2 separate regions of the Mus musculus genome follow, and region 2 is linked to region 1. Evidence: chromatin loops called from intact Hi-C (ENCODE). Cell type or tissue: gastrocnemius. All regions are shown on one strand. Each heading gives the region's core, and the rest is flanking DNA. Links, peaks and the distances in the headings are about the cores only. Region 1 overlaps Aatf (apoptosis antagonizing transcription factor). Region 2 has its middle 24 kb from the start of Mrm1.

Region 1 (16,535 bases), core at 3,951-11,950:
TAGCGTATGAAGAGACTATAACTAGAAAAACATATGACTTTTCAGCAATTTAACTCTAAACCACCCCCTCCAGCTCAAGAACTCACAGTGAAGACAGTGACAACAGATTAAAAAAAAAAAGGTTTATTGTAGTTTTTGATCATTTTATTGGAGGCAGCAGGTGGGTCCTGTGCTGAGGTCGGGCCTGAGAGGATGCTACTGTCACTTCCCACGGTCTGCATCAGGAGGGTTGAGCTGGCCGAAAAGAGATCGAAACAACTCCGTCCTAGGACATAAAGCAAACTGGTTAACACGCTGCTTAACTTTTCAAGGTTAAAAAGGAACCAAGAAGCTGGGAAATACCTTCATCTGTTTCTTCAATTGAAAACACAGCCATGTAATTAAGAACCACATCTCGGAGCACTTCTTCACAAATACAAGGGAAAGAAGAAACCCAGAAGCAGCCAATCACAGAGTGAGATATGTAAATAGTGCAGTGTGGCTGGATACCCTGTCTCCAGGGAATGAGTTTTCTATAAGTTTGCCCTTTACAGACAGGCTCTTCAAGTAAGAAAACAAGATTGAATATTTTAATAGGATATATGAGACTGGCAAGCAACGAGAGGATTCAATCAGACATGGGATGTAGGGGATATAATTTAGTTTTCATACATTTCTGGGACTTGGCAGTACTTGAAAAACAATGGAAATGACCCAGCAACAAGATCCCAATTACGATCATGTGTGCGGAGCTTCAGAGCAGAGCCAGGGCTCTTCCCCTCCCCCACACCCTTTGCTGTAATCTCAGTCTAAGAAATAATTTAATTGGCTAATTTATTTTTAAAGTTGGATTTTAAAAATTAACATTATTGGGCCGAGGAGACGGTTCACTGGGTAATATGCTTGCTACACAGCCCCGAGCTCAGACATGCAGTGCCCGTGTGACAAGCCCATGCACTCAGGAACCTCAGTGTAGGCAGCAGTGGAGACAGGGTCACTGGGGCTAGGCTTGCTGGATAGGCAGGCAGGCCAGAAAACCATGCACTCTATCTAGGTTCAGCAAGAGAAGGTGCCTGGCATCCTCCTGAGACCTCTTATGAGCCTGGATTCATACGTGTGCATAAGTATATGATGTATAGACCACAGCAATGAAGTAAAGCGAGTCGTGGGGGGGGGGGGGGACTTTTCTTAGGAACTGTCCACTTTGTGTCCTGAGACAGGGCTTCTCTCTGGCTGCGGCTGGCCGGCCAATGCGCTCTAGGGATCCTCCTGGCTCCACCTCCCAGTGCTGGTTGTGAGTGTGTACCCTTACCTGGCTTTGAATGCGAGTGCAGAGGTCAAACACAGCCCTTTTTGTACAGCAGAGCTTTATCAGCTGGGTCACCCCCCTACACACACACACCCGCCCTACTGTATTTTAAGGTCTCACTATTTTTGACATTGGCTTCATATGCTGGATCCTGCTGCCTCTGCTCTTCAAGTGCTGGGATTACACGTATGCACCACTATGCCCAGCTCTATAGCTGAATGTGTACATTAAAAACACGATGATGGAGACTGGAGAGATGGTTTGGGCGTTAAGAGCACCTGCTGCTCTTCAAAACAAAACAAAACCAAAAGCCCAGGGTTTGTTTTCCTGCACCCTTGTCAGGCAGCTCACAACCCTGTGAGTCGAGCTCCAGGGATCTGACACCGTCCTCAGGCATAAACTCACATGCCCTAAGTAAAAATAAAATGTCTCTTTTTAGAAATACAGCAAATAATCACTACAGCTTACACTGCTGTTACATCTGTGGGACACATTTAGCTCAGCCTAAGAAATGGCAAAGGGTGCGAGTTGGTGGGGAGCCGCCTTGTCAGGAGAACCATGGGCGGGAAGCAGAGCTGCCTTGCAGGAGGAGGAGGAGGTGGCTCACAGTTCAGACAGGCCAGACCCACAAGATGAGAGTCCCTGAGATTCAGGAGACACACTTGAGGCAAGGGCCCACATCTGCTCTGTCCACATCCCAAAGGAACAGCACAGACTGACATCTTCAGATCTAGCCCTTAGCCTGCTATCATGTTAAGAAATGGGTTTCTGAAGGTGTTCTTGCTGTCTGAGGACTCCCAGCAGCCACTCTGATGCAACAGAAGCCATCTTTGCAACTGTTGATTTGTCTTGCTCTAACAGGGTTGTATGTCGCTTTAACCCTCGGTGGCCTCCCAGCCTCTGCCATGACTGCGGGCGGCTCAGCTTTTCGGCACTCATCCTGCTGTAGCTGTGGAGTGAGACACTAACATGGGAACCCCAGCTCTCAGGATATGTCAAAGCAATGGCAGGCAAGCAGGGGAAAACCAGAATGCTGTCCTGTGAGGCCAATGCACAGGCAGAGAAACTATGGTCAGAAAACAGCAGAGGGACTCTAGCTTTACACAGGCATTTTATAGTCACAACAATTTGCTGGAAGCCTTACCCTAGACTGCCAGCCCTGACCCACGCACATTCCCATGGTTCTCTAGCTCCAAGCATCTGCCCAGCCTTACAGAGCCGAAGGCCTCACCCCAGATGCAAATGGACACCACAGGCCGCCCCTCTGGATCCCCAGCAGCCCAGCCCAGCTTCACTCCTCACACTGTAGCCAGATTCCCAACACAGCCTCCTTAGCCATCTCAACTAACAAAATTAAACAAGGAGAGAGCTGCCATGACAAAAAAGGACAGCGTGACTTCAAGGTGATGCTGGCTGAGGAGAGATGCAGGGCACAGCATTGCTTTAATCTTCCTAGCCTCACCCTGCTGGCCTGCACAAAGCCATCACTGCCCCCAAGCAAATGGTTCCACTCTGCTCCACAACGGCAGCACAGTGCATTGGCCAAAGGCAGCAGTTACTGTCCTCTGAGGGTTTCCATGTCAGGAGCAGAGTGAGTGTTGAACCTGTATTTTAAAAGAACATCATTTCACACTCAGTGCGCAAAACTGACAAACATACGCAGCTGCTTGTAGCAAAGTAACCTGGGAAATTGAGTCACCTCTGTTCTTAAAATATAATAGAGAGGGAGACAGGTTGAGTGAAGAAAGGATTATTCCAATGTAAACATCTGCAAGCAAATCCAGCCCTCTGCTCCGCCTGTTCGTCCGCTAGAACAGCCTTACAGGGAAGACAGGGTGCCCCCCTCCCCTTCCCATGCCTTTCACTCAAGACACCCAGTAAAACCCCTCCCCCGGGCCCTCCTTGCCTAGAGCAGCACCGCCCCTAAACCCCCCCAGGGCTCCAGTCACACTGGAGCTTGGACACAGTGAATGACTGCTGTGCAGAGCCAGAGCCCAGCCTGCAGGAGACCATCATTTTAAGCTGCCATGTGGTATGTTCTGGGGCAGCATTTTTATTTATTTGTTTTATTATTGTGTGTTCATGCCTGGTCACATGTGGAGGTCGGAGGACAACTTGTGGGAGTTGCAAGGAGAAGATACCAGAAGTGAAGCAGCAGAGGCGGCCACCCTGACCCTCTAGTCCTCCAGTGCACATGGAGCATTGCAGTGCTGTCCCTGTAAGGCTCTGCACAGTGAACTTGGTGAGCCATTGCTTCAAATACAGACTACTGCTCCTATCACATCACAAGAAGATGAGGACCTAAGGTCTGAACTGCCTCCCTGCCTCATCTCCATACCCTTGCTCTCAATGGCCAGTGGCAATGTCCACTGTAGAACACGTATAAACGCTGAAATGACACAGCACGGGCCACAGAGTAATTAGCAGGCCTTGGACCTGGGGTGGGAGGGTCTATGGCAGGAACTTTTCCTTGGATTAAAATTTAACTCACCCTGTATTACAACGTACAAAAGTAATGAGGACGAACATTTTTATTTCTTTTAAACTGTCATTTAGGCTGCAGAGGGGATAATTACCTATCTCTAGCGTAGTAAGGTTTTATAACCCTTAGTGAGGCATTTTCTAATTTAATATTTTTACTATATTATCATAAACCTTGTTACTGGGAAAAAACGCTCATGAGGTAGCAGCCATTTTCCATAGAGGCAGAGTGTATGTGCACATGTGCATGTGTGAACAAGGGTGTGTCTTCCTGCGTGTGTTCTAAAGGGAGGCATGCAAGCAGCACTGGTGAATAGGACTTCCACGGCCTTGAGTATATGGTGTGCACTCCTCACAGGACTGCAGCACACATCATTGTCTTTCATGCTATTTGGGCAAATAGTAGAACGCAGCTTATTAAACCTGCAAATGGCCTGTGTGGGGCTTTCAATTTGCTAGGTCAGTAGTTTGCGGCATCTGGATCTGAATTCTCCTATCTGCTTTCTGGAAGACCATGCTCGTCTTACTCTGGCCTGGAAACCCCAAGCTCCAAGGTACCCCAACCCCCTACATGCTCTTGTGGGCAGCACAAAGAAAGCAGCTGACCCACAGATCCCCAGAAAAACCTGTCCACCATCTAAAACACATCAAGGTCTCTCTATAAGTGAGAACCTCGTGTCCTCCAAATGCATCCTTCAACAAAGCAGTCTGAGTAAGGGCACAATGTGCACCAGGCACAGTGGCACATACCTATGCTATGATCTAAGCACTCGGGAGGCTAGGGTAAATGGAACCCAAGTTCCAGGCCAGCCTGGGCTATAGAGCAAGAGGAAAGAAGGAAGGAGAGAAGAGAAAGACAGTTGCAAACCTACATACATAACTGCCTCTGATTAATGTGAAAGTTGCTCCTTTGTCGCTTCTCCAGGGTTCGGACAACCCTAACACCCACGACACATCTGGAAAGCACTCTGACCACCTTTCATTCCCCTCTGCACACTGCAGACCCTACACTACACACTACCGTGTGGCAGCCTGTGCCCCTCTACATGCATTTAAGAAGCAGGGACAGTGATAGCGCACACAGGCAGAAGACTAACAACTTTAACTCCCCCAGTGTCATGATGAGCAAAGTCCAGATCGTTTAAAACCTTGCAAGAAGGCTCCAAGCAGACACGGTGGGGACTACTTGTGTAGACAAGCGCATTGGTTGCTTGTGTAGACAAGTGCACTGTGCTGATGGTACCCTGACCAAACACAGCATCACTAACAATGCCTTTCATTATTGTGTTCTGAAAACAATTTACTTAGTATTTTTGGATGCTTATAAACACATACAGACATGGATAATCCTTGGACTCAAATACAGCACGCAGTATGATAAATTAGTGTTTGAATGCCAGCCTGAACCTTACTAGTTACTGTTGAGGATTACAGAGACACAGCAGGAGGCTGGAGAGACAGTGGCTGTTAGGAGTGCATACGGCTCTCACAGACAATCCAACCTTACTTTCCAGCACGCACTTTGGGTGGCTCACAACTGCCTACAAACTCAGCTTCAGCGAATCTTACACTCTCTTCTGGCCTCTGCAGGTACCTGCACTCACATGTGCAGATTCACATTTTTTATTTTATACACGTTTTTAAAATCCTAAAAAACAAAAACAAATCAACAACAACAACAAAGACACCAGGGAATATCAGAGAAGTCAGATGAGAAAGACAACCACAGGGCTGGTGAGGTGGCTCAGCGGATAGGAGCACTTGACCGCTCTTCCAAAGGTCCTGAGTTCAAATCCCAGCAACCACATGGTGGCTCACAACCACCCATAATGAGATCTGATGCCCTCTTCTGACACATCTGAAGACAGCTACAGTGTACTTATGTATAATAATAAATAAATCTTAAAAAAAAAAAAAGAAGAGAAAGGCAACTACATTCAGTCACCTGTCCAGACAACTATTCCACCTAAGAGAGGCCCACAGGGACTGAACTCTGCCGTTCTATGACTAACCCACTGGCCAGGACAGAAGGAAAGTGAATGGCAGTGCCCCATGGCAGACTAACAGTTCCACAGTTCTCTCCACTGCCTCTGCAAATCTTCCTGGCAGTATGCTGAACCCAAGGCCTATAATTTGCCTCTCCAGGTAAGGCCTTCAGACCTTCTGTGCCAATCCCAGCACTGTGTCGACTACAGCATTGCTGGTGTAGTCCAGATGGAGTGAACAGAGGACTCCATCGACACATTTGTGTGCATAAGCCAGGAACATATCAGGGCCCTCTATACCTCAGGCAAGCACTGTAACACTGAGTCACATCCTGGGCTAACCTCCTACCTTCTGAACACAGACATCCCTTACCTTCAGAGTTCTGCTCTCTTCTACTCTATTAATAGGCTCTGGCATTCTAAATACGTACTGGAAGGTGCCAATGGCACTAAACAGAGAATCCCTTCCAGTAAATCACCTGTATTCTATCAGAAAGCAGAGTGAGCCAGAGGGCAACGGATATGCACAATTGCTTTTTTTCTGTAGATACAAAAAAAAAAATCATGAGACATCAGCCTGCTGTCTTAAATATCCAAACAGAAAAGCAAGCACAGCAGTAGCAGTTGTAATGGTGCACAATCGCTGCAACCTGTTGTCAGAGCTAGCTCCCATTCTGGCCGAGAAAATGGCAGCTTCTTCAGCAGCGAAACTACTGCATCCTCCATAAATGCTATTGCTAGAACACAAAGCCGTGTCTCCTTCACAGAGGTATGAAGGACAAGTGGCCATCTTGACACACCTCACGGTTGGCTCTCAATAACACAACTCACAGGGCAGAAAGCTTATATATAACTTCTGCACACAGCTAAGGAAGTCAATAGACTCCCCTTTTCTCCTACCAGCAGAAGTGGCTCAAAGACTTCCTTTCTGATCTTCCCAGATTTCATACCAAGCCAAACCCAAACCAGAAACGAAGGCACACAGACACACACACCTACACACCATAAGACAAAGGGAATAGCAAAAAGAATAGGGCAGCTTCCCACAGACCAACTTCTGTGTGTCTTTTTTTTCCCTTAAAAAAATTCCTGAAAACTATTTAGTGGGATCAAGCTAGCAAAGTACTAAGTGACCCAGAGAATCTCTCTAGTATCACTAATCATCAGGGTCTGGATACAAAATGATCCCAGACAGCAAATTGCAGATGTGCCAATTTACCACAAGGTGGCAGTATATGACTCATTTCAAAGGGGACCAGGAGCCCATAAATTACCCAGGCTGTCTGCTCTCATCAGCACCCTCCCAGAGCTTGAAGGAGACTTGAGGAGGGCTGTTCCAGTGTGCTCCCTCAGTCAGGTCAGAACTGGGTCCTTCAAACCCCTGCAGATGCCTTTAGCCCCACAGCTCTAAATTACAGTTGGTGACGTGGCCTCTGGCCTGTCACCTAAAGATCAGACAGACTCAAGATTTATAAATGTTTAAAGAAGCAGGTCAGGCCCCAAACAAAAGATCTGAAAAGATGAGGAGAGGAGAGGAGGGAAGAGGGACAAGGTGGGAATTTGTTAAGGCTTTCTCCTTATAGATTCACTCCACACTAACAAAGACAGAAAATACTCAAAACTTCTACTATTCCTCCTACTAGCTTTCACATCCTTTTAAAGAAAAATAATTTACCTTATTAGATTTGTTGGGGTCGGGGTGTCTTCAGACAAAAGGAGACCTGCTTCTTGCTGCGCCTGTGTGTTAATATTCCATATTCCTGGGATGATTTCTACTTTCACAGTTTGACTGTTTTATAACAGATTTGATGTGAGAGAAGACAAATGGCCTCACAAAGGAAAGACAACAAATCACCTCACTGTTTTGTTTTGTTTTGTTTTGTTTTTTTAATCAAGGTTTGCGGGTTTGCTCTTATTTTTATTTATTTTTATTCTGGAGCTAGGCACAAGGCATTCTGCCTTGCTGGGATGTTTAATATTAACATCAGGCCACCGTGATCCTGGCAATAGAGTTGGCCGCTGTTCTGTTTATGGTTTCATGACTGCTGGCTTCAGCAAGATGAAGCTCCTGTTCAAACAGCTGCCCCTTCCATGGCTCTTATGATGAGCCAGGGGTGCTTCACCGCTTGGATGTGACTCACTTCCTCAGTATCAGGGGAGGTGAATGAAGCTGGTACCCAGGCATTCACACTGGCATTCACACCAAGGTGTTCACACTGGTGCTGCTGCCATGATGCCTGGGGCCCACTCGGCCAGGCTCCATGAATGAACATCTTGCTTTGCCTGTCTTTTGGTTCCTCCTCCACTCTCCACTCTCAGCCTTCCTCTTGCATCTGGATAACTCACCTGCTTCCACTCTCGGCCTCTGCTGTGTGAAGTGTACTCACAGTCTCCAGAGCCACCACCCTGGAGAGAAGCAACTGCATTCCTTCTTGCCATGCAAAGCTGTTCTGTTAACTGACACCATCTTTCTGTTTACAGTGGCAAAACTCATACCCTACTCTGGATTGTTTGGTGGCAGAAACTGTAACTGAATTCCAGGGATCAATGACATCTTTTACAATAATAAAACAAGACTAACTTGAGATAGGACCACCTGTACAGTCCAAACTGTCCTGGAACACATTATGTAGTTCAGACTGGCCTTTACTATAAATTCACTAAATTTATAGTGATTTTCCTGCCTCAGCCTCTAGAATACTACTGATATTTTATGGGCATAAACTGCTATGCCTGGATCTATGACTATCTGTACAATAATGCAGATACAATTTGAAAAGGTAAAAATTGCTGCCTTCATCTTTTTACTTTCGAACCGTATCCCTCAAAGAACTTCTCCATAAACCAGATTCTGAACAGAGTCTATGCTAGGAATACCTCCTGTCAGAACACATTCAAAGAACCCTCCACCTTACAGCATAGTCTTCCCTCCGGTTGAAGTGACTGGTCCTGCAGTCAGCCATGTGCTGGCCTCAGCTGGTTTTATGACTAGCTTTAGGGAGCTTACTGCTAAATGTAGGATGAGGAATTTTCATGTCTTCTCTTGGAAGCCGGTGTGTCCTGTTGGCTTGCATAGCTGTATCTCCTCCTGCAGGATCGAGCTGCAGGAGAGGCGGATGGCTGCCATGTGCGTGTATGAGAAAATGTGTATTGATTTCTCCTTTCTTATGAAAGAGCACAAAGCATTGAAGAACAATTGCTCGTCTCTGCAGCATTTCACACTCCACACAAAGGCCCAGCCCCCACTGCCCTAAGAAGCAGAGAGGAGAACTGCCCAGGACAACACCAGGGCCCCATCTAGACCCTACCTAGCCAGCCTCTGTTCAACCCATTTCTCTCCCTGGATGGCGTTCCTCATCTATACTGGAGAAGAAAGAACCTTCAGCCTTATTTACCTTTTAAGTGGAGGTGCCTAGAGGGTAAAAAGAGTTAATGTTTATAAAGTGCTCTGCTTCCCAGAGGGAAGCCATGGATAGGACACAAGGTGCAGCTGTGGCTCATTCAGGGCCTCACCCCAGGAGTGCTTAGTGACACCTTCCTGGACATAGATGCCCCTTCTCTTATGTTTCCTTTTCATGACAACATAAAAATAACAGGAGCTGTCCAGGTTTATTATGTCTTCAGTGATATGCAAACAAATGCATTCTACAGTTTATTTTTTAGTGAGACAATTCTAAAAGCAGCCATAGCTTTTACTATTCACCAGAGCCTGTTTCCACAATGACCAGCAGTTTGTAGGAGGCAAGCAGAAACCCAATCTGGTATAAAAACCACAGCCAATATGGTCAAGAGAGAAACCAACAGAACACAAAATTCAAGAAACAGTAGAAAAATTAGTGATATTCGGTCTTTCCCCTAGGTTCATCCAAGTAAAAATGACTCAAACACCCCCTAAACCAAGGCTGGGTACCAGAGATCCCTAGTATCGTATCCACTGTATGGTCTAGGCCTTGGCACCAGCACCAGGCAGAATAACCACAGGGCAGGTTTGGGAAATTCGGTGATTCATACTAAAATGTTAACAGTCAGTAGCACAGCTTTCCTATATAGAAAATGTCCCTTTACAGAAGAGAAAAGATTTACTCTGGGCAAACTAATGCTTTCTCTTTGGTTGAGATACTGCATTATTCCCACAGACTCTGCAGCGCAGCAGCAGCAGCAGCAGCAGCAGCAGCAGCAGCAGCAGCGGTTAGCAGCTACACTCTGAGACGCTCTACTTTACAACTTTTAACTTGAGCAAGTTATTTAATTACTCCATGACTTAGAATTTTAATCACAAACTGTAGATAATGTCAACTATCCCACTGCCTTCTGATGAAGGCTGATGCTGGTCTGACACGATGCTCAGTGAGTAGAAGGACACCGTCCCTCAGTGCCATCCACTGATGATCACAACAGGGTGGAGATGATCATGTCCCTCACTGCCATTTCCCTGCTAATCAGAACCAGGTGGAAAAAACAGAGCAAATAAGGGCATCACGGAGAAACAAAAATGATCTATACATTTTAGCAATCTGATGTCAGCTGGGGATCACCATGGGAAACATTAATAATATATGTGAATGGCCAATCAAGAGAAAGGTTGAAAGCTTAGCTACACACTTGCAAGCCACTTTAGCTGTGATTAAAGCAGTATCTGTAAGAGGCTACATTTAGAATATCATAATAATTTTAAAACAAATCCTTAAGATCTAGAACCACTTTAATAAACATGCAAGACCCTTTGGGGAGAAGAGAGAATTTTAAATTATGAGGAAATACCGAGAACCTGGCTGCAGAAATGAAAACAGCAGCCACAAAGCCAGACTTTGAAAGAAGATGCACTTCTATCACCCCCTCCTACTTGGAACCAAACTTCAATTTGACGGTTCAAATTCTCTAGTGTGAGAGGCCAACAGCCCCAAATAGGAAAAACAAAGACACAACAGTAATGTTTTATTTTCAACCCAGGTTTGAGTCTGGACCAAGTCTTAGGCTTGAACTTGAGAGTGTTCTACTATTCCCTCTGCTGTTACTTAAGGAAAGCCTGGATCTCCTGTCTGTGCTGGGCGACATCTTTAACGATGATCTGTGGGGTCCTTTCCTCTCAGCACTGCCAGGGGAGGTCAGGCACATGGCAACACTCTCCCGAGTATCAACAAGTGAATTATAAACTATGTCAATCCGAGTTAATGCAAAGCTGTAATCCTCTTTAACAGAGATCAAATCACTGCCGTGAGTTATGTTTGCTCTGCAATCTGATAAGGAAGAGAAGGAGCGGCTAATAAAAGAGTAATGGGAACCCTTAATGACGCTGGTAAAGGCAGCACCAGTTAGAGCGGGGCTCGTGTTCTGCTGATTAGATCAGTGTTGCATATCTGCCTGGACTTGTTTCACCTGTCAGAATAACCTGTGTCTTCTTAGGAGATAAGAAGCCTCAGAGAAAACATCTGCATTTTAACCATTCGTGCCTAAAGTTCTTACCCAACAGAAAATTCTGTAAGGACAGTGTTTCCTGAGGTCACAGCAGATGAGCTCTCTCAATGCTGTGAAGCTACAGCACAATCTCTCATCAAGACCAGTGCCCAATTCCATTGAATAAAGCAGCACCGTAGGGCAGGAGAGCTTTAAGAAAGCATGTGGGGTGGGGATGGGGCAGGGGGTGGCTATGGGCTGGGGGCAGGGCTTCGATTAGGAGAGAGGGGAACATGCCTGCACACAGAATGTAGGCTGCATACCATACACAAAAATGGCAAGCAGAAGACAAATTGCCTGTAGGAATTCTATTATACCAAGGCACCTCAGGAGCAACATGGCTGCGATGTTGACAAAGCACTTTACAAGATGGGCTTACATTTGCACATTTCTTAAACTCCAGATGTAAGACAATAATACGTTCAGCACACAACACTCATCATCGAAGGGTCCCCGCCTTCTGTTTCATGCCAGCAGCTTTATACATGTACAAAAGATGAGGTTTTATTCTGGAGGAGAGGTTGAGGCTGCTATTCCTACTAAGAATTTCTTGGGATTTTTTTTTTGTTTTGTTTTTGTAAAGGAACCAAATAATTCTAAATGTTAATGTTGCCATCATGTTTGTAATAAAAGTAAGTTACACAGAAAACTGCAATAACCTGCACTTAGAGTGTCAGTGCCATAGTCAACCTGGAGGGAGAATCCTCCTAGAAGTGGCAGCAAACACAGCCATGTCACTTTTCTCAGGCCTGTACCAGCTGACTGTCATTGTTGAGAGCCTGTCCTTGCCAAGAGCAGAAACCAGAGTTAGTGAAGTTTCGCCATGGGCCCCTTCTCAGCATGTCCCCGGGGCTTGCAATGTTCTTCCTGAAGGCACCACACATTGCAAGACTTCACAACTCTAAAGTCTGCCTCCAAAGGCCTAGCTAGCATAGACAGCAAAAGGCAGCGGAAGGTTATGGAAGCTTACTGACGACAGTAAACTCTCTGTGGTCGGCACTCACATCAGGTGAGGGAAACTGTACTCAAAGTCCATGACCAGTTTAGAAAGACCTCTGCCTCTAAGTCAGAGGGGAAGCCAGGACTGACACAGAGTGGCAGCCCACGCCTGCTTTCCTCATCCCCCCCACCCCCCTGCTGGCTGTCTCCAGCATTGCTCTGGAAGAGTGTGGAGAAGTGGTACTTGCTTTCAGGTTCATGGTAAGCCTTGTGCAAAGGCACACAGATTCTTTCAATTCAGAAAAATACGCCAGACACTCGTGTCTCCCTCAGAGTTGGAGACACACCTCCTGGACATAGGACATGCCAGGGTCACCTAAAACTTTCACTAACAAAAGTGTCCCAAAAGCACTTAAACCAGGACCCAAGTGAAACTCTCCCACAGGAGAACTCAGCTGGGCTACTTTGCATTTAAAAAGGGTTTTTAAATAGATCACTTCAAGACAAAAATTCCTAGTGTGAGAAAAGAATTTGTATCAGTAAAAATTAACTAACTAAAGAATACTCCACAGGGGACAAGATGGGGATGCGGTAACCCGCATAGTGTGGGTTAACATTCTGTTTGAAGCTCTGCTCTTTCTCTTTAACGAGTACATTCCCGTTTCAGTCCACTCCAACCAATCCAAATCTATTGACCTCAGACTGGACAGGGACAAGGGAGAGTCAGGGATGGGCACTCAGAGCCCCACCCGGGCAGAATCGAATGTAGGCCTATTGGCGAACAGTAACCTGGAGCCAGGGACACCTGCAGAGAGATGAAGGCACCACAGACCTGGTCAGCTCACCACTGTTGGGGAGCAGCCTCTGGGAACAAAACAGCAAGAGCACAGGAGTTCCTGACAGCACAGTTAGGGAGGAGAGCCTCAAAGAAGCAGCTGGGTCCACAAAGTCAGCGTAGGGCAGAAATCACCAGGAGAGACCGCCTTTCACCTGACAACCTGCAACAGAGGAATGGATAGCAGACCCTTCCCTATGCTGCCATAGTTCACATAATGATTTCAAAAATGAAAATGTTGTTGATATAAAGCAATAAGTTACTGTAGAAAATTCAAGTACTACAGACACAATATAGTAAAAGAATCTTTTACTTCACCCCACTCCCCAGCAATAAATCAAAGTCTGCTTCTTAGCTCCTAATGAGGGGCAGATGAGTTCTCTCATGGAATAGGCTAGCCCAGAGGCAGGCAAGAAAACTACAGTGCTTGGCTTCTTCACTGCCTGTTGTCCCATCTGTCCCTTACCCACTGGCAGCCACTGAGCAGACCCTCTCATACAGTGACACACTGTGGTACAGACACACAAGGATACCATATGCCTGCTTAATGTTCACAACTTAAATTTTAATGCATTCATTTCATTTTATGTGTGTTTTGCCTGCATGTATATATGTACATTATATGAAAGTTCACACTGCATGCCTGGTACCTATGGAGTTCAGAGAGGACACTGGATTTCCTGGAAATAGTTACAAATGGTTGCGACCAGAATGTAGGTGGTGGGAGCGGAACCTGGGTCCTGTACAAGAGCAACAAGTGTTCTTAACTGCTAAGCCATCTCTCCAGCCCCTTACTTTCTATTTTAGATTATAATGAGTACTACAGGCAAGATTTCTCTCATCAGTTAACAGATTATCCTGGAGATCTTTGCATGGCAGTACAACTATTTTGGTCTTTTTTTCCCCTTACTTTATACACGTTAGGTAGCACCAACATGAAAATCTGAAACCTGTACCTTGCTCTGTTGTCCCAGTGCTGGGAACTGAACCTTCAAGGATGCCAGGCTCGGCATATACCACTTGTGATGGTTTGTATATCCTCGGCATATACCACTTGTGATGGTTTGTATATCCTTGGACCAGGGAGTGGCACCATCTGAAGGTGTGGCCTTGTTGGAATAGGTGTGACCTGGTTGGAATGGGTGTGTCACTGTGGGTGTGGGTATAAGATCTCACCCTAGTTGCCTGGAATCAGCTTCCACTAGCAGCCTTTGGATGAAGACATAGAACTCTCAGCTCCTCCTGTGCCATGCCTGTCTGGATACTGCCATGCTCTCACCTTGATGATAATGGACTGAACCTCTGAACCTGTAAGCCAGCCCCAATTAAATGTTGTTTTTTACAAGACCTGCCTTGGTCATGGTGTCTGTTCACAGCAGTAAAACCTTAACTAAGACACCACTACAACGGAACCCAGCCCCTGAAAGCTGAAACTTCTGAGTACCAACATGCTGATTAAATAGCCACGTGGCACCTTTCTGATTTCAGATTTTTCTCATTCTGGAAGCAACTGACAAAGTCTATGCAAACATTGCCAAGCCTGAAAAACTCCCAAAATCTTCTGGTTCTGAACATTTTGATTAATGGAGACCCAACTTGTTTATTTTATCAACACTACAGTGTGGAGTGTTTAGTAGGCTCTTTTCCACTGATGTTTGTTACACAACTCTGCTTCTTTCTCAACAGTTGCTCATAATTTCATCAAAACAATTTTATCTAACCAGTCCCTTATGTATAGTTATTTGTATTATTTGTTTTTCAAGATTATAAACAGTATTACAATAGAGATCCTAGAACCAAAGCTCCTTTTTACACACACACACACACACACACACACACACACACACACACACACACATTAACCAGTAAGTGTTCAAAAGGATTTGCTAGCCACACACTGTACATGAGAGTTCACTGCACACCCTCAGCACAGCACAGGCTGAAAGGCCTTCTGTCTCGGGTCCAAGCCCTCCTGATTACTGGGCCCTGAGGAAGCCGCCGCTCCTTTACTGAGCACAGCACCATCAGACTGACTTGGCCTGGTTTGTTTGCTAATGGACCTGGTTTCTGAGGTCTTTCTCAGGGGAATGTATGTGCTCAAGTTTATTAATAATTCTCTGGTTCCTGTATCATGCTTATAAAGTCTTTCTCAAACTCAAAATCAGAAACAAAACAAAAAACTGTTTAAACCTCTGTACTCTGTACTCATACATGGCAGAAATGACTTCTCTGTAAGTTAGCAAAAACTGAGCTGTTCACTTGAGGAGGCAGCACAAGGAGTCAGTGACATCAAAACACCCGTGAACAGTCCCCATCGTGGCATAAGAAATGATACAAAGCTGAATGCCACACACAGTGGCCCTTCAGTACACATGGCAGACTGGCTCTAGGCCCCCTAAGATAGCAGACTCCATCACTGCAATGACACTGTCTCCCTACCCATCCATGAGGAATGCAGCAATGCCAACATCCGCAGAGGCTACAGTCCTGTGTATAAAACAGTATGGCATTTGTATGAACTTCTGTCAGCCACTAGATTAGCATCTCTATTCACTACTGAATTCAGTGTGAGCTATGTAATCACCACATACCATAATGTTTAGAGATAATACCCTGGAAAAGCACATTAAATACATACATAACTGTCCTCCCTCTCTCCTCTTCCTTCCATCCCTTTTAGTGGTTCTGGGACCACACCCACAGCCTCAGGCATGCTGGGCAAGTGTAGTACATCTGAGCTACATCTCCAAATCCATGCACAAGTTTTCTTTCCTTAAACATTTTCTTATATGAGTACACATGAGTGTATGAGTGAGCACAAAACTCATGTCTGTGAGTGCAGGCACACGTATGCCACAGCACCCATGTGAAGGTGAGAGGACAACCTTGGGTGTCAGCCAGTGCCTTCTACCTTGCTTTATTTTAATTTTTATACTTATTTATTGTATGTATATGTGGGTATATTTGGGGCAAGGGTCAAAGGACGACTTTTGGGACTCAATTCTCTCCTACCATGTGGGCTCCCAGGGATCAAGCTCAGATCGTCAATCTTGGGAGACAGAACCTTCACCCACTAAGCCATCTTGCTAGCCCTGTTCACTGCAGTGTACTTTAGGCTAGCTGGCCCATTGAGCTTATAGGGATTCTCTGCCTTCAACTAACATCTCAAGGAAAGTGAACTTGATTACAGACGCACATCACTGCACCAGGCTTTCCCTGGGTTCTAGGGATTCCAACTGAGGCCGCATGCCTCTGTAGAGTCTCCCCAGCACCCTCTTCCTAAGCGTTTTTAATGGAAGGCTGGCTGGGTCTCTGTACAGAAGACTGGTGGTAGGTAGTGCATCACTTACACTTCACTTTTCCCACTGAGGGGAAACAAAACAAGAATATACATCTGCAACCCAGCACTCAGGAGGCTGATGGAGGAAGGTTATGAGTTCAAGGCCAGCTTGGGAAACACAGCAGGACACTGTCTTAAAAGAGCAAAACAAAACTCACAAAACAGACCATGCTACTACCCTTTCCTTTTTACTTAAGATAAAGCAGCAATACC
Region 2 (16,535 bases), core at 3,105-11,104, 360 kb after region 1:
AACCCTGCCTCGAAAAACCAAACCAAACAAACAAACAAAACAAACAAACAAACAAAAAAACGACCAGGGGATCTGGAGGGATGGCTCAGCAGGTAGCACTGGCTTCTCTCTTGCAGATGACCAGGGCTCACCCACATGACAAACTGTAACCATCTATAACTCCACTTCTCCTTTTTCTCTCCTCTAAGGATACGGTATGTGCATGGCTCACAAATATTCAAGCCAGCAAAACAGCCACACACATAAAAAAAAAAAAAAGATAAAATTGAAAACAACAACAAAAAACTGGACGGACAGAAGGAAACCCTTCTAAACTGCAGCTAGGTCAGCCACTGTGGACGTCAGCAGGGAGGGTTCTCATAAGACCTGCAAATGGTTCCTGCACCTGACCCACTCACTCCAACCAGCGTGTCACAGAGACACTTGCATATCAATGTCCACCGTCACACTGTTCACAGTAAGTTATGGAACCCACCTAAATGCCCATAAACAAAGGAACGGGAAAGAAACTGTGACACACACACACACACAATGGAATTTCTCAGGCATAGAGAAGAATGAAATTATGTCTTATGCAGGAAAATGGGAACAACAGAGATGATCATATTGTGAAGTAAGCCAGGCTCAGACAAATAGATGGGTTTTTTTTCCTCATTCTTGTTTCTCAGATTTTACATAGCTACATAAAATAAGCATGTAAATATAAAATGAAATTATGAGTAGAGAGGTCTGTGGGAAATGAAGGAGACAATAAGAAGGGAAGAGAGAGGAAAGAGGAGTGGGGTGGAGGGGATATGCCCAATATATAAAATATGCTTGTGGATTTGTTTTAATTCTGCCTTTTTAAAAAGAAGGGAAAAGAAAGGAAGAGATTCTGTTTTATTAGGTTTTCACTTTTAAAATCCCAATCCTTCAGTGTGACATGCCCATAATCTCAACAGTCAAAAGGCGGATGCAGGGGCATTACCACAAGTTTGAGGTCAACCTGGTCTACATAACAAATTCCAGGCTAGCCACAGCTGCATAGTAAGACATTGTCTTGAAAATAAAATAAAAGAGGGGAAAAAATTTTTCATGGTGTGCTTGCTTTGCCAAGAACAATTCATCTGAGAGAGAGAGAGAGAGTGTGTGTGTGTGTTTGTGTGTGTGTGCACCTGTGTGTGCACCTGTGTGTGCACCTGTGTGTGTGTGTGAACATATTTGTTCACATATGTAGTGTGTGTGTGTGTGTGTGTGTGTGTGTGTGTTTGGGCTTCCAGTTCCCCCCACCCTCTCACAGTGACTGCTGTTCATCATAACCAGGACAATTAACCATCCCCTTATTATTCACACGTCATGATTACTAATCACCCTTATTAATATCCATGCTTTGCAGAACCAGGCAGCAGTTTGGCTCGGATGCTCTGAGCGCCACAGGAATCCAATCCCGACCTCAGGCGCGTTCTTTCCACTTTGGTGCCTCCCACTCTCCTGGATCGGGAAATCTGCCCTTTCCTACCCCTCCACGGTGGCCCACTGGCCATGGCTGCCGGGCTTTGTTTATTCATAGTCGCCTCATAGCCCTGGAGGGCCATCTCAGATCCCAGCTCCAACGAGCACCTGAATCACAAACCTGTCTTTGCCTGAGACAAAGGCTAATTCCTGCAACCAATTCCTTTTCTCAAACCACCCACCGTGCTAAGCAAGCTTTACACCAGATAGATCCACAAACCCAGAACAACACAATATCATGGCTACGCTGCCATTCAGCCACACTTCATTTCCAATCATGTTATTTTAGGGTGTGGATCACACTAACAGGTCCATGTTACATCAATGAAAGACAACACTGGCTGTTTGGCTGTGTGTGATCCCCTGGCTGATGGTGCTTAGTGCAGGTGTGTATGGTGGCTCACTTTGCCCCTTGGTTTTGTGGGTATAGCTCTAGGAAATGTTGAAAGGAGCAATGTGTCAGGCAAGTAAAACCACACTGCCAAATATGTGCATCCCATATTTATAGTGCATCAGCATGCCAGCTAAAGGGGGGCACTGTAACCTTTTCTGGCTGCAGGAGAATCCAAATCTGTCACCAGAGGTGGTCCCATCCATCTCTGCTTTGGGTCTGGAGAACAGGTACAGACCATTGCCTGGCCCTCCTCAGGAGCAGAGGCTCTGTCCCATCCTGGACCTGATCATGAGACACATAGGGTGAGATGCTAAAAGATATTTGAAGAAAACACACAAGGCATGTACTATAGAAAGAAAGTAGACACGTTTCATGTGCCTGACAACAAAGGAGTGACCAAACAAACGCTGATCCATCACCATGATGGAATGCCATGTGGCCATTAAAAGGACAAGAGAGTGGGCTCTACCACCTGAGGATGTCTGCATGAGTCTGAATTGGCCTAAAGTCAGACAAAGGAAGGAAGGAGGCACAGCTGGGGGTACATACAGCCCAGAGAAAGCTGAGTTCTGACTAAGCCCAGCCATAAACCAGCCGTGACTATTCCATTTGTAAAAAGTGACCCTGGTGTCAGAACTGACCACAATGTGTTTAGAAATAAATTTCTTTGGATTTTCTTGGGGGTGGGGGGAATAAGTCTATATGAGAAAAAAAGCAGGCTCACACTATGAACATTTCCATTTTAAAAAGAAAGAGAAATCCAGACATGAACTACACTCCTTCATCCCAGCGCTCAGGAGGCAGAGGCAGTGGATCTCTGTGAGTTTGAGATCAGCCTGGTATACATAGTGAGGCCCCCATCTCAAAAGAAATTAAAATAAAAATTGAGAGGAAAGGAGGGAGAGAGGGAGGAGGCAGTGTCATTGTGTGTGTTTTTGAGAGAGGGAGAGAAAGACTATTATTGAAATGAAAGGTCTGTCTGGCAGCAGGTAGTGCTCCCTCCCCCCGCCCCCCATTCTATGTCCAGTGTCCAGAGCCTGTGATTTCATTGTGTTATATGCCAGGGGGGAGTAAAGGCTATATCCAGAAGGCTGCTCCCAGCTGGCTGTAAAGTAGGGATGATGCAGGGCCAGGTGAGTGTCCGATAAGGGCAGAGTGGTCCCTCAAAGATGAAGAGGGAGGCAGAAGAGCCAGAGTGGCATGCTGGGATACCAGAAGGGCTGGGCTTGGTGCTGTGGCTGGCCTTGAAGCAGAGGAAGGAAGCCAGAGGCTCAGGACCACAGATGGCCTTGAAAAAGCAAGGAACCAATATGGAGTCTATGCCACATGCCTGTACCCCAGCATTTGAGAGCAGAGGCAGGAGAGTTTCCATCCAATTCAAGGGTGGCCTGATCTGTAAGTTCTAGGACAGCCAGGACAGTGAGACCTTGTCTCACACAGAAACGAACAAGGTGCACAGACCTACAATCCCAGCACTAGGGAAGGGAAGGTGGCGGGGGGCAGAAGCTGCAGGGCATGGGACTAGAGGGACGTCGCTGTGGTTAAGAGCATCCGGTGCTCTGACAGAGAACCCAGGGTCAGCTCGCAACATCTACGTGGTGGCTCACAACCATCTATAACTCCGGCAGTCGGGGATCTGATGTGCTCTTCTGGCCTCTTCAGGCAGCAGGCATGCATGTGATGCACAGACACACATGCAGGCAAAGCTCCCACACTGAAGAGAATGATTCCTCCCTCAACTGCCAACACGGCCACTGTAACCCAGAGAGACCCACCCAGGCAAAGAAAGGCATCTCGTGTAAGCCGTGGAATCTGTACTGATGTGTGGCCAAGATGTTAGGAAATGAGTTTAGCGCTACCAGAAATTGTTAGGGGGGTATTCAGTCCAGGAAGTTGGCTTAGGAGAAGTCCAGATGGGGATCAAGGGAGGAATTCTTGGAATTTGTAAGACTCCTGTCCTTTGGCATGGACTGATTTCTTTTTCAAGACAATGTCTCACCATGCAGTCTGGCATATGCCACCACACCCAGCTTTTTTTTTTTAACTATTTATATGTGAATTCTTATAATAAAGGTTTAAAAATAAAACATAAAATGGACTGGAGATGTAACTGGTAGAATGTTTGCTTACCATGAGTGGAGCCCTTGGTTTGGTTCACAGCACTGCATAAACTGGGCACAGTGGCACATGGAGGCAGGTCAATCAGAGTTCAAACTGTCTGCTACACAGTGAGTTTAGAACCTGGGGGTGGGGGGCGAGGGAGGGAGACAGAAACAGAAACAGACAGACAGATGGACAGACAGACAGACGGGGAATATGAATTTATCCTCCTCCTTGCTATTTAGCCTCTGTTCTCAGGAAGCAACCTGGAAATCTGGCTAGTGAGCCTCCTCTCCTTCAGTTTCCTTGCCCCACCCCCAAGATGGAAAACCTTCGGTTCTCCTGGGAAAGAGACACATCTAGAGATCTAATATAAACATGAGCGATACATGAGCGATGCTGTGTGTGTGTGTGTGTGTGTGTGTGTGTGTGTGTGTGTGTGTGTATGTGTGTGTATGTGTGTGGTGTGTGCTTGAGCGCACGCTCGCATGCAGGCTAGCCTCAAATTTGAGCTCCCCCTGCCTCGATATCAATCACCATGCCCAGCTAAAACTGTACCATTAGGAAGACGGTTCCTAGCTGCTCTTTCCCTCTCTACCAAGGGTGAGCTATGCAGAGGCAGAGCTGCTCCTCTGTGTGCCCTGCGGAACCGCTTTCTTGATGATGTTCTAGCATCAGGTTGTACACCTAAAGGTTCCACAAAGTTTTCTGCCTCCTCGAGGGACAGAGCCCAGCTGCACAAGTGTTCCCTAGGTTTTTCCATGGTTAACCAGCAGGGAGTAGAATTGGCAAGGAGGAGTGTGTGTGGGGGGGGAGAATGCACCCCAAAGGAGAAGAGTCCCCCTAAGCCTGTTAACAGTCCCAGCCAGGTCCAGCACTGAGTCGAGTAGCTGGCAGGAGAGGGTGACTTCTACCTTCATCTGGAGATTTATTTCTTGACTTCCCTCATGCCTGTGGGGAACACTGATAATTCTCAGCTGAAGCCAGCAGTCATCTCCAGAGCTCTACTAGCATCTCATCCCAGGCTTTGACCTCCCAGGGCACCACATGTGCACCAGACGGTTCACCAGAGCCCAGGAGGCTTGCAGGAAATACGGAGCACAAGTCTACGAGATGGCTCAGTGGGTAAAGGCACTTGCCACCAAGGCTGATGACCCGAGTTCGATCTCAGGGACCTACGGGGTGGAAGCAGAGAACCAGTTCCTGCAGGTTGTCTCCGGCTTCCACAAGCACCTCATGTCATGAATGTGTGTCAGTAAAATGTAATTTAATAAGAAGATGGGGCACAGATGTGGAGCCTTGATGCCAACCTGTGCCAGTCTGAATTGGCTCATTCCCTCTGTGTACTTTGCAAAGGCCTCAGGTGATCTGGTAGAGAGGGCAGCACAGATGTTCTGAATCCATCTGTCAAGAGGAGAAACACTAGGTTCAAGAAAGGTGAAGGATCTGCCCCAAGTCACGCCCTCCAAAATTAGTGGCCACAAGAATGCTAACGATGTCGGAAGCAGTTTCTGTTAACTGAATGCCTGGCCCTGAGCCTAATGCCTTCTGGGAATCTACCGTCCATGATGGTCCTATCCCAGAGAGTATTATCCCCATTTTACAGATGAACTTGGAACCTGAAGATGGTAGAGGTTGGGTTAGTCACTTCTCCCATAGAGGCTGATGCCATGAGACGCCTGCAGCTGGTGGGGAGACCTTGTCTATCTGGGTTCCTTCATCCCTCAGCTCTCATAACTACATTTGCTGAGTGTGAAGGATGCTCATTAGCCGAGTCTGCCTCCATAGAGACCTTGTGTTACCCTTCTAGACCCCTCCTGCTTGTCTCTCTCCTAACTGCTGGCACCTCTCCAGCCAGCCTATGTGAGCATCTTCCCTGGGAGTTCGGGGTAACAGTCCCTGCAGCAGGCTGGGGAGCTTAATCCACTACTGCATTTACTCCACGTTCCCAATCCCTGGGGTTTGTGTTTTGTCCCTGTGTACGTGACCCTGTGTCACCATAAACAATACCCAGGAGAGCTGACACATAAAAAGGAAAGGTTGGCTTTGGCTTGGGGATTTAGAGGTTCCTTTGCATAAAGCCATTGTTTTAGGTCACTCCTGGAGGTGACAATGGCCAGGAGCATGTGGCAGAGTAAAACTGTTCACCTCAAGTCCAGGTAAGGAAGATGAGGGGCCAGTGTCCCTTCAAGGGAATACATCCAAAGACGTCCCAGGCCCACCTCCCAAAGGTTTCACCACTTCCTGATAGTGCCAGTCTGAGGGCCAAGGCCTTAACACATGGGCCTCTGTAAGACATTTGAGGTCTAGACTACAGCAGTCCCCAGGGGCTCCCCTGCCTCCGTTTTCTTAATTGTACCAGACATGGTCTTCTGGAAAGAGGGCCTTGGCAGGGCTGCCTTCTGCTTCCTTCCCAAGTTGTTGCTGGGGTTCAGGTTTTCTCTCTGGGTCCACTGAGCCCTGACAGTTACAGAGAGACCTACAAGGGTGAAGGGCAGACACTGTGTGGCCAGACATGGCTGCAAACCCTTCATTTCTGTCCTCCCTTGCTGCTCAGATGAAACATTCTGACCAAAAGCCACTTGGGGAGGGAGGGGTTTGTTTGGTTTACACACCAGGTCAGGAACGCAGGGCAGGAACCTGAAGGCAGGAACTGAAGCAGAGGCCATGGAGGAACACTGCTTACTGGCTTGCTCATCTTGCTTTCTTCTACAACCCAGGACTATCTGCCAGGGTTGACACCACACATGGGCTGGGACCTCCCCCATCAATCATTAACCCTCCAAGAAAATGTCCCCAAAGACTTGCCTGTGGGCAATTCTTTATGTGAATTATAGTCACTTTTCAGGTGACTATAGTTTGTGCTGAGTTGACAAAAAAAAAAAAAGCCAGCACAATTTCCAAGGAGGGAAATGCTAAATTCTAATGCAAGATACTCAGGAGGTTGGACCCCACAGTGTGAGCAGGCTTTGGAGATTGCTGAGAGCCATGGAAGCTTCCACACCCTCCATCCCCAACCCCCCACTCCATCAGTTACACAGTTACATCAGTTACAACAGTGTTTTGGGGGACCTGCAGGCAGGAAGGGATGCAAAATAGAGAACAGGGTCACAGGCTCCTGAGGGTGGCTTTGTGTGAATAATCCTATTTAAGTCTCCTCCAAACTCTGAAGCCGACTGTTAAGATCCCCAAACACCAAAGACAAAAAAAAAAAAAAACACATGTCTCAGTGGATCACCCAAGGACACATGGCTAAGACAGCTAAATAGGACAAAACCTCCCAGACCTCTGAGGCCCATGTCTGTGTCTTGCCCCTGGAGCAAGGTTGGACCTTCCCCTCATTCCCTCAGACTTCCTCAGGCACACACAGCCCAAGTCTCTCAGGACAAGACCAACAAGACACCCTGGGTTCACAGCAATCAGGAAGAGGATAGCGTCTCCACACCAGATAAGCTGCTTAGCCTAGCTCCACAAATGTAGACCCTCTTCGTTCCCCCCACCCACCCTCTTCTCGCTCCTTCCCTTTCTCCTCCATCCTTTTCCCTCTCCCCTCCTCTCCCGCTGATTTCTGTGTCCTTCCCACTGCTGCTGTTTAAGACCTAAAAACACTGGGCTTCACAAGTCGTGGATCAGTGATGCCCAGCCCCCGGTCCCGAGCTTGGCATCTATGTCCAGGTACCCTTGGCGTAGTTCTAGCCCTGGGTTTCAGGCCCAGTGAGACCGCCTTCCTCCTAAGCTGTGCCCACCCTGCCCACTGACCGCGGCGCATCTGAGCATTGACCAGTATCAGAGCGCCACCTAGTGCACCTGGCAGGCAGCTCCAGCTCAGAACCCAGCCTGCACATTGTCTCCGTGAGTGGGATGCTACTCAGGGCGGAAGGGCGGAAGAGGAAGGACTACTAGCCTGGGACACATCTTTACAAAGGACCCTAATGTAGACCTCTCGCATGACATTAAGATGATAGTGCTCCTTCAGTCACGGAGCCCCCAAGATGCAGTGAGCAACCCTTTCCATTGAAAAGCTTTGTTCTGGAGTGGGTGAAACGACTCAGTGTGGAAAGGCACTTGTCACCAAGCCTGGTGACCTGAGTCTCGTTCCTGGAACTGAGATGGTGAAAGAAGAGAACCGACTTGCAGGAGTTGACCTCTGACCTCCACACATAAATAAATAAATAAATAAATAAATAAATAAATAAATAAAGGCAATTAGTGTGTTGTGTATGTGTCCCACCCTCCCATACACACAAATAAATAAATGTACTTTTTTTTAAAAAAATAAATCAATTTCTTTTCCCCATTTTCTCAGTCACAATGTATCCCTAACAAAAGCCCCAACTTTACCACTGACTAAGGCTTAAGATGAATTTTCTGATCTCTGACCAACAGTGTGTTGTTTTGTTTATTGGTAGAAAAATAAATTTCCAAGTGGCCCAAATTTTGACAACCCCCTTTGGCAAGCCTTTATCTTAACAAGAGACTCAAATAACGAACATGGGTGTTGTTTCTCAGTCATTCTGACAATGTCTACTGAGCGATGAGACCAGACAGTAAGGCCAAGCAGATCTGAGTTTGAAGCCTGACTCCATGTCCAGGGTGTGACTTTGACAAACTCACTCAGTGCTTGTGAGCCTCATGGTTCTCATCTGTAAAATGGGGCTGTAATGAGAGTCTTGGAAGATAAGGGATGTGATGTTGTGTACTCCACCACTGAGCTGGGGAACATGTCAGCCACTGGTCAGAACACCAGTAATTGCCATTCTGATCCTTCTTTGTCCCTACGGGCCTCCTTGCCCAGTCACCGCACCCTCCCCCTTACATGGGTGGCCACCACTGTCTAGCTGTCAGAGTTCCTGTTGCAGTAGGTTCTCCATCTCTATCTTCTGCAGGTATTTAATTCCCTCACCCCACCCCTGACCTCTGTAGCTCCACTTTTCCTCTCTGGAAACCCTGACCAGCACTGAGCCCACAGCAGGATTTGTTTTTCTTAGGACAGCCGATACAGAGGACCCAGGTTTCAAGTTCCATCAAGGTACCTTTTCACTTGGCTTGGAGTGCTGTGTGCCTGTAATCTCAGCATTGGGGAAGCCACGGAAAGAGAATCTCAAGTTTGAGGCCATCCCAAGCCTCACAGCAAGACCCTGTCTCTAAAGGAAAAAAGCCATAGCTGTAAACATAGTTCAGTTGGTAGATGGCTGGCCTAGTGCACGTAACATCCTGGGCTCTATCCCCAGCGCCACATAAAACAGACGCCCTGCAGATTGGGCTTCCAGGTTCCTGGGCCTAGCACATCTTTACTAGTCATGATGGTATTTCCTGTTATCCAGCTCTCCAAAGGCAGACGTGGGAAGGTCAGAAGTTCAAGGCCATCCTCGGCTATGTGACATGTTCAAAGCTAGCCTCAGCTACATAAGACCCTGTCTCAAGGGGGAGAGATAAAGCTGTAAGGACATATAATTCCACATTTAACGTAGTCCACATGATGTGTCCTATTTATTGTTTGGGGCTGGGGACATAGCTCAGTTAATAGAGTGTTTACTTAGCCATATGGAAAGTTTGGGGCTATCCTGGGCTATATGAAACCCTGTCTCAAAAAGGGGGAGGCACCGGTAAGATGATTGAGCAGGTGGCAGAGTTTGCCACTAAAGCCCAGTGACCTGAGTTGCATCTCCAGGACCCACATCATGGAAGAGACAACTGACTCCCAAAAGTAGTTCCTTCCACATGCACATCATAGCATGTTGTCATGTACATACACACAAAAATTCTGTGTGTATGTGTGTGTGTGTGTGTGTGTGTGTGTAGCCTCTGCATTTTGTCTGTTGTCATCTTAGTCTTCTCATTTGGGAAACAGTATTGAAATCCCAACTCACACAGTTGGCACGAGGAATAGAGAGAGTCCTCTTGCAGGAGCGTTTGCAAAGAACATGGCAGCTTTTGAGGGAGGCCTGGCTGGTGTTGTGCAGCGCACCTGAGGCACACAGGATGGAAGGTAGCATCTCACCTTGGCAGCTTCCACACAGATGTTGGCTAGGAGGCAAAGGTAAGACAGGCGCTGCTGAAAATTAAAGCCCAGGCAGGATCCCGGTCCACATCCCACAAAAGGATGCAGGATGCACCCCCCCCCCCCCCCCGCTGGAGGTAAGAAGGCAGAAGGAGCTGCTTTTGCCCCAGGTGGGGATGGGAAGCGGGCCAAGCAGGGTAGGGGGTGGTGGTGAAGGACGAACAGCCTCTTTATTAACATAATTATTTTATTTGCAGAAAAGTAATCATCCTAAGTGAGGTCAATGTGACTGGCACAGGACCGGCCCTGCAGGCGGCCGGTCCTTGTTACCATGGCAACGGGGCCGGACCACTTCAGCAGCTGTGAAGGTTTGAAACTCCGGAGGAAGGAGACCCCCAGATCCTTCAGATCCCAAGAGAAGGCTAGAGGAGACATTGAGAGTTCAGAACCCTCTCCTAGCCTTCAAGACGTAGAACAAGAGTCCGGGGTGTGTGTGTGTGTGTGTGTGTGTGTGTGTGTGTGTGTGTGTGTAGGGGGATGGTCTAACCCCAAGTCACCGGGGTTCTGGAGGAGAGGGGTCTCAGTAGCTTTCATCTCATTCCATCCCACGGAGCCCTGGGAGGAAGGGGTTACGCACCTGCTTACAGAAAGCTGCCGCTCAGAGGGGCCAGGGACCCTGCCACATAGGCAGGGTACCAGAAGGTTGGGGAAATGGAGTCTGAGGCCCGAGGCATCATTTTCAGTTGCCTTCAGTGTAGCAATGACAAGGATTAGATCAGGATCTTGAATGACTAGAAAGGCTGTGATGGAAGAATAGACACATGGAAGTCAGAAAGATCTAGATTCAAATTTCAGCTCTCTGCCTTCAGGCCACGTCTCCTTCAGCAATTTGTGCGGAGTCTCTCTTTAACCATTCCTCTCTGCATATCTGACATACCGTCAGCCAGCCTCTGCGAGGTGCGGCTTTGACTAAGACATTTCCCCATCCGGAAGGTGGGCCTGTCCTGGGGACACCTCAATATGACCGAACCATCAAAAACTCCTTCTGTCATTTCCACGCACATCTCACAGAGGATCTGCTCTGGGAAAATACGCCTTGTCGCCAAATCCTCTAGCTTTGAAATCTAATAGTGAGGGCCTCAGGCTGGAGGTCCAGGGGACAGCCCAGCAAAGGCAGGCTAAGGATGACTGCTGCGCATCTGGGCTCAAACTTTGTGTCTACGGAGTCTACTGCCCTCTAGCGGCGAAGTCTGACATCACACGAGGCCGCTACAAAACCCCTGAAAGGCATCACCGGGAGTTGACAATCAGGGTCAGGAGGTGCTGAGTGGAGCTAAGACTTCCCGATGTGGATGTGAGAGTGGGCATGGGAGGGAAATGCATTGTATGGGTGGAAAACCCACGTGACTTCCCAGGCGCGGGAGACAGGAGGATCAGGAGCTACATGAGATCCTATCTCAAGAGGTGGGGCTAAGCAGTTTAAAACCATCTGTAACCCCAACATCAGGCCCATACGCTACATACAGACATATGTTCAGGCAAGACACTTAGACATCTTTAATTTTTTTAAAAAATTAAAGATATGTAAGTCATCTTGGAAAGTGGAGGGCAGGAGGGCACCGAGGTAGAAGAAGCTGAGCATCCCCCCCTCCCATGACCTCTCAGCCCTTCTCCTGAGGTTCTGGTGACCCTGGATGAGACGCAATGGCTTGTCAAAAATCAAAACCAGATCTTGACTCAATTAAGACTAGCCCCCAGAGGGCTGGAGGGGTGGCTCAGTGGTTAAGAGTGCTTGCTGCTCTTGTCCAGAGTACCATGGTTTGATTCGCACCATCCACATGATGGCTCACAAGCCTCTGTAACCCCGGTTCTGGGGGATTCAAACCCCTCTTCTGGCATGGCCTCAAATAGTGTACATTCAAAAATGGGGGCAAAACACTCACACATGGAAAAATAAAGTAAGTAAAATCTTGAAAAACCTAAATAGCTCCAGGCCTGATGAGACATTTCAGGAGGCAAAGGCACACGTTGCCAGGTGTCCTGGCTAGTTTTGTGTCAACTTGACACAGCTGGAGTTATCACAGAGAAAGGAGCTTCAGTTGAGGAAATGCCTCCATGAGATCCAGCTGTAAGGCATTTTTCTCAATTAGTGATCAAGGGGGAGGGCCCCTTGTGGGTGGGACCATCTCTGGGCTGGTAGTCTTGGGTTCTATAAGAGAGCAGATTGAGCAAGCCATGGGAAGCAAGCCAGTAAGGAACATCCCTCCATGGCCTCTGCACCAGCTCCTGCTTCCTGACCTGTTTGACTTCCAGTCCTGACTTCCTTTGGTGATAAACAGCAATGTGGAATATGAGCTGAATAAACCCTCCCCACCTTGCTTCTTGGTCATGATGTTTGTGCAGGAATAGAAACCCTAAGACAAAATTGGTACCAGGAGTGGGGTATTCCTGTGACAACCTGACCATGTTTTGGGGAGGACTTTGGAGCTTTGGGCTAGAAGATCCATTTGGTGTTAAGAGCTCTGTCAGATGTTGTGTAGGAGTTTGGAAGATAATGTTGAGAACAGTACAGAAGATGGAGGCCTGGCTTGTGAAATTTCAGAGGGAAAATTAAAGACTCTTTTCAGAGCCATTGCTATTTTGGAGCTTGATTATTCTGTGCTTCTGGTTAGCTGGGGTGAAGAATCAGCTGTGATGAACAAGATACCAAAACTATTAAAGCAAAACCTTTGCATTATTGGGACTATTGATGCTGGTTAGCTGGAGCTAAGAAATTAGCGGTGATTAAGAAGAGACCAGCATCGTTGAGGTGACATCTTCTGTGAAGTGTTTTCTGAAAGCACAAAGGCTGTGTTCCAGAGATAGCCAAGGTTGTACTCCTGCTGCAGCGGGACTTGGTATTGTGTAAGGGTCACTCAGGTGGTACTGATTTTGAAGGCATGAAGGGGTCATGCAGAGCAGCTGAGGTTTGGCACTGTGAAAGGCCATGGAAGGCCATTGGTGAAGGTGCAGCCTCAGTTGCAATTGATGGCCCAGGCCTGAAGGGGTCATGCAAATTTGTTGAGGTTTGGCACCATGAAGAGAGCCTATGAGAGACTATTGTTGAAGCCAAGTTACATTGGAAGACAGCAGCGTTTTGGAGATGCCAGTACCATGAGATGACTACCAAGAACAGCAGCAGCAGTGGAGTACAAGTGGCTGAAGCCTAGAAGACAATGTGTGTGCTACAAAGGGCATGGCTGGAGAAGTGACCCAAGCCCCTGGAGGAGCCCAGAAGATCGTGAGTTGGATCCCAGACATTGGACAGTTGGAGATTGAATTTTGCTTTTGATTGTGACTGTGCCCTGATATTTTTCCCTCTTGAAGGAAGTTTTTTAGTGAAGTCCACAGTTAAGAGACTTTGAATTTTAAAGTACTTTGAATTTTAAAAGATACTGGATATTTTAAAAGGATTGAACTTTTAATATGTAAAGACTGTGGGGCTTTTAAATTTATTTAAGATCTTGGGGATGAATAAGAACTAAGGGTTGAGGCTTACTAGTGATGTATTTGTATGTCATGTTGACAAGGGGGTCAGTTGTACTGGCTAGTTTTGTGTCAACTTGACACAGCTGGAGTTATCACAGAGAAAGGAGCTTCAGTTGGAAAAATGCCTCCATGAGATACAACTGTAAGGCATTTTCTCAATTAGTGATCAAGGGGGAGGGCCCCTTGTGGGTGGGACCATCTCTGGGCTGGTAGTCTTGAGTTCTATAAGAGAGCAGGTTGAGCAAGCCAGGGGAAGCAAGCCAGTAAGGAACATCCCTCCATGGTCTCTGCACCAGCTCCTGCTTCCTGACCTGTTTGAGTTCCAGTCCTGACTTCCTTTGGTAATGAACAACAATGTGGAAGTGTAAGCTGAATAAACCCTTTCCTCCCCAGCTTGCTTCTTGGCCATGATGTTTGTGCAGGAATAGAAACCCTGACTAAGACACCAGGCCTAATAATCTAAGCTCAGTCTCCAGGACCCAGGTGGTAGAAGGAGAGAACTCCTTCATTTGTCCTCAAACTTCCACTTTGCACAGTGTGGTGCATGGGCCATCCCCCAAATAATAGACAAATAAATGTAATTAAAAAATAATCACACTTGACCCCAAAGTTCTTCAGACCCAAAGCAGAAAGAGAAACTAAAGCTGTCAAGAAGCTGCCCTTCTCCTCTTAGGAGGCCCCTCTCCTCCTCCAACACCCCTCCTGGCAGGTACAGCAGCCTCTCGGCCTCCTGTGCCGTCCTCACACAGAAGTCCTGTTTCGAGGCACCTGATGTACGGAAGACACAAAGACCAACTTCTCCACGCTCACAAGTCTCAGCTATGGCTGCCAGCTTCTCCTTGGCCTGTGCCAGGTGATATCACAGAGTCAAGAGGTAGCAGCAGGGACTGCTCAGGAGAGGACCCACTCACGGAGCTGACAGACACATCCCTCTTCCTCAGAGGATGCTTCGGGGACCCTGGCAGGCGAGAGCACACCTAAGGAAAGGGTAGGTGGTGGAAGAGAGGAGTCATGGGAATTAGTCACACAGAGACCTCTGAAAGGTGGGGAGGCTCTTGTAGGGAGACCAAAGCAGCAGGGCCGAGAGAGCCACTAGGCCTGGGAAGAGATGTGGAGGGAGACAGAGCAAGGAAGAGGTAGTTTTGGCTCCACAGCTGGGCTCACCAGCAGCTCAGTTGGCAGCCATGCTTCAGCTAAGCAAGCAGCTCAGCTCCCGTCTAAACTTTAATCAACGGCTCACGGACCAGACTCCAGCCAGCCATGTCCTGAAGTAGGTAGGGAGAGAGGTGTTGGAACCAAGAAGCTGTGTGTGGATTCTATAGCAGGTCAGCTGGGAGCCATTGAGTGTCCCTTCCTGCACAGATAAGAAGAGAGAACACGTGGGCTGAGCTGCGTCTGTACAAGGGGGCAGACGACCTATTTGGACTCAGCGAGCCCCTAAGACTTGGCTTTGCATCCCCTCTCCTTCAGTTCCAACAAACCTCAAGTGAGACATTGAATTTGCCAACCATGCCAGACATGGTGGTACATGCCTGAAATCCCAGCACATGGGAGGCAGAAATGGGAGGATCAGGAATTTGAGGCTAGCCTCAGCTACATGGGAGGTTTGAACTATGTGAGAGCCCATCTAAAAAAAAAAGGCAAAAAGAGGAGAAAGAGGAAAAAGAAAAGAGGAGGAGGAGGAGAAAGAGGAGGAGGAAGAAGGAAGAAGGAGAAAAGAAAAAGAAAAGAATTCACTAATCCATTGAGGTGTGAGGAGAGGATAGCCAAGGTGTTCACTCACCAGATCCTTACCCGGAAAGGTGGGCCTCAGCAAAGAGACATCAGCACCCCGATTTTCCCCTTAGACCAGGCTGGCCCAAGGGATGAATGGTATGGATCACATTACCATACCGACTGGTCTAAATGAGAATGAAAGAAGGAAGCTGCAACCAGTATCATCTGCCCCATGTAACTTATTAACATCCAGGCGAGATTAATCAAGCCCAGAAACCTCGAGCAGACCCCTAATTAGTTGCTGCTGATAACTATATTTGTCATGCTCTCCAATTATTCCACTGTAAATTTCAGAGTTTAATTGCACCTTCTTCTTCATTGAAGTGTCACTATTTGCACACGCTCCCCTAATTCTTTAGCAAATTTGACAAAATTCAGCATTAAATATAGATTATCTTTAGATTTCCATAATTAACACAACCAAACTGACTCAGGCCTAAATATTTCTCCCAGCACCATAAATCTGGCCTGTCCCTGGTACCCAGAGAGCCGCCTCCAGCTCCTGGGCAAAAGCTGTAGGGAGAACATACATGCACATCTATGAACTTGTATGACACCCCTGTGCAAGGATGGGACAGGAGGTGGGGCAGGCTACATTCAGAGCACACCCCTGCAGACACACCCCTGAGCAACTCAAGTTGCTAGAGTGGAGCCTGCTTACAAATGCCACGAAATGCTGGAGCTAAGATGGGTGAGTTAAGGTGTATCGAGCTTCCCATCACTGGGGGAGTGCAAAGACTCAGTTGAGTAAGATGTTGCACAGGCTACGTATATGAAGGGTGGGCTTATCGCCTCTGGTCCCTTCTATCATTCTCTAAGGAAAATGGCTTTAAGAGTTCAGCCAGGATGGGCGTGGTGGCACATGCCTTTAATCCCAGCACTTGGGAGGCAGAGGCAGGCAGATTTCTGAGTTCAAGGCTAGCCTGGTCTACAAAGTGAGTTCCAGGACAGCCAGGGCTACACAGAGAAACCCTGTCTGGAAAGAAAAAAAAAAAAAAAAAGAGTTCAGTGGGGTGAGTAGGATCATGGCTGGCTGCCTAGGGCAACCTGGGCTGGAAGAGTAAAGAGATGAGAATGCTGGCACCTCTAGGGCCTGCCAGGGGCTGCCTGTGGCAGAATGGAGGACGCTTGGGCATTAGAAGCAGTGGACTGTAGTTCAGGGGCTGCCTCCACCACCCACCTACCAGCTACGTGGCTTTGGGCAAGTTCTTTAATGTCTCTGATTCTCGTTTTCTTCACTTGAAC

Evidence for each region. Hi-C counts contacts between places; a loop is a spot of excess contacts. Peaks named below come from ENCODE experiments on the same cell type or tissue, not always from the same donor. Only the 100,000 strongest peaks of a DNase experiment are listed, where the experiment ranks them.
Region 2: it touches region 1 in a loop (4-fold over the local background); 32 of 42 quality-filtered maps call a loop at or near these places.

Annotation. Positions count from the first base shown.
Region 1 is chr11:84,422,755-84,439,289 of GRCm38, forward strand. Aatf (apoptosis antagonizing transcription factor) reads right to left here. Exons shown (of 13, transcript NM_019816.1): 13 at 102-265. The coding sequence ends at 202. Among named protein-coding and RNA genes, the nearest start is that of Aatf, 82 kb to the right of the region's middle. In gastrocnemius, for the core only: a CTCF peak has its summit at 6,969 (motif pointing right); a DNase peak (open chromatin) is centred at 7,036.
Region 2 is chr11:84,786,899-84,803,433 of GRCm38, forward strand. No RefSeq gene overlaps it. Among named protein-coding and RNA genes, the nearest start is that of Mrm1, 24 kb to the right of the region's middle. In gastrocnemius, for the core only: a CTCF peak has its summit at 7,791 (motif pointing left); DNase peaks (open chromatin) are centred at 7,769 and 10,199.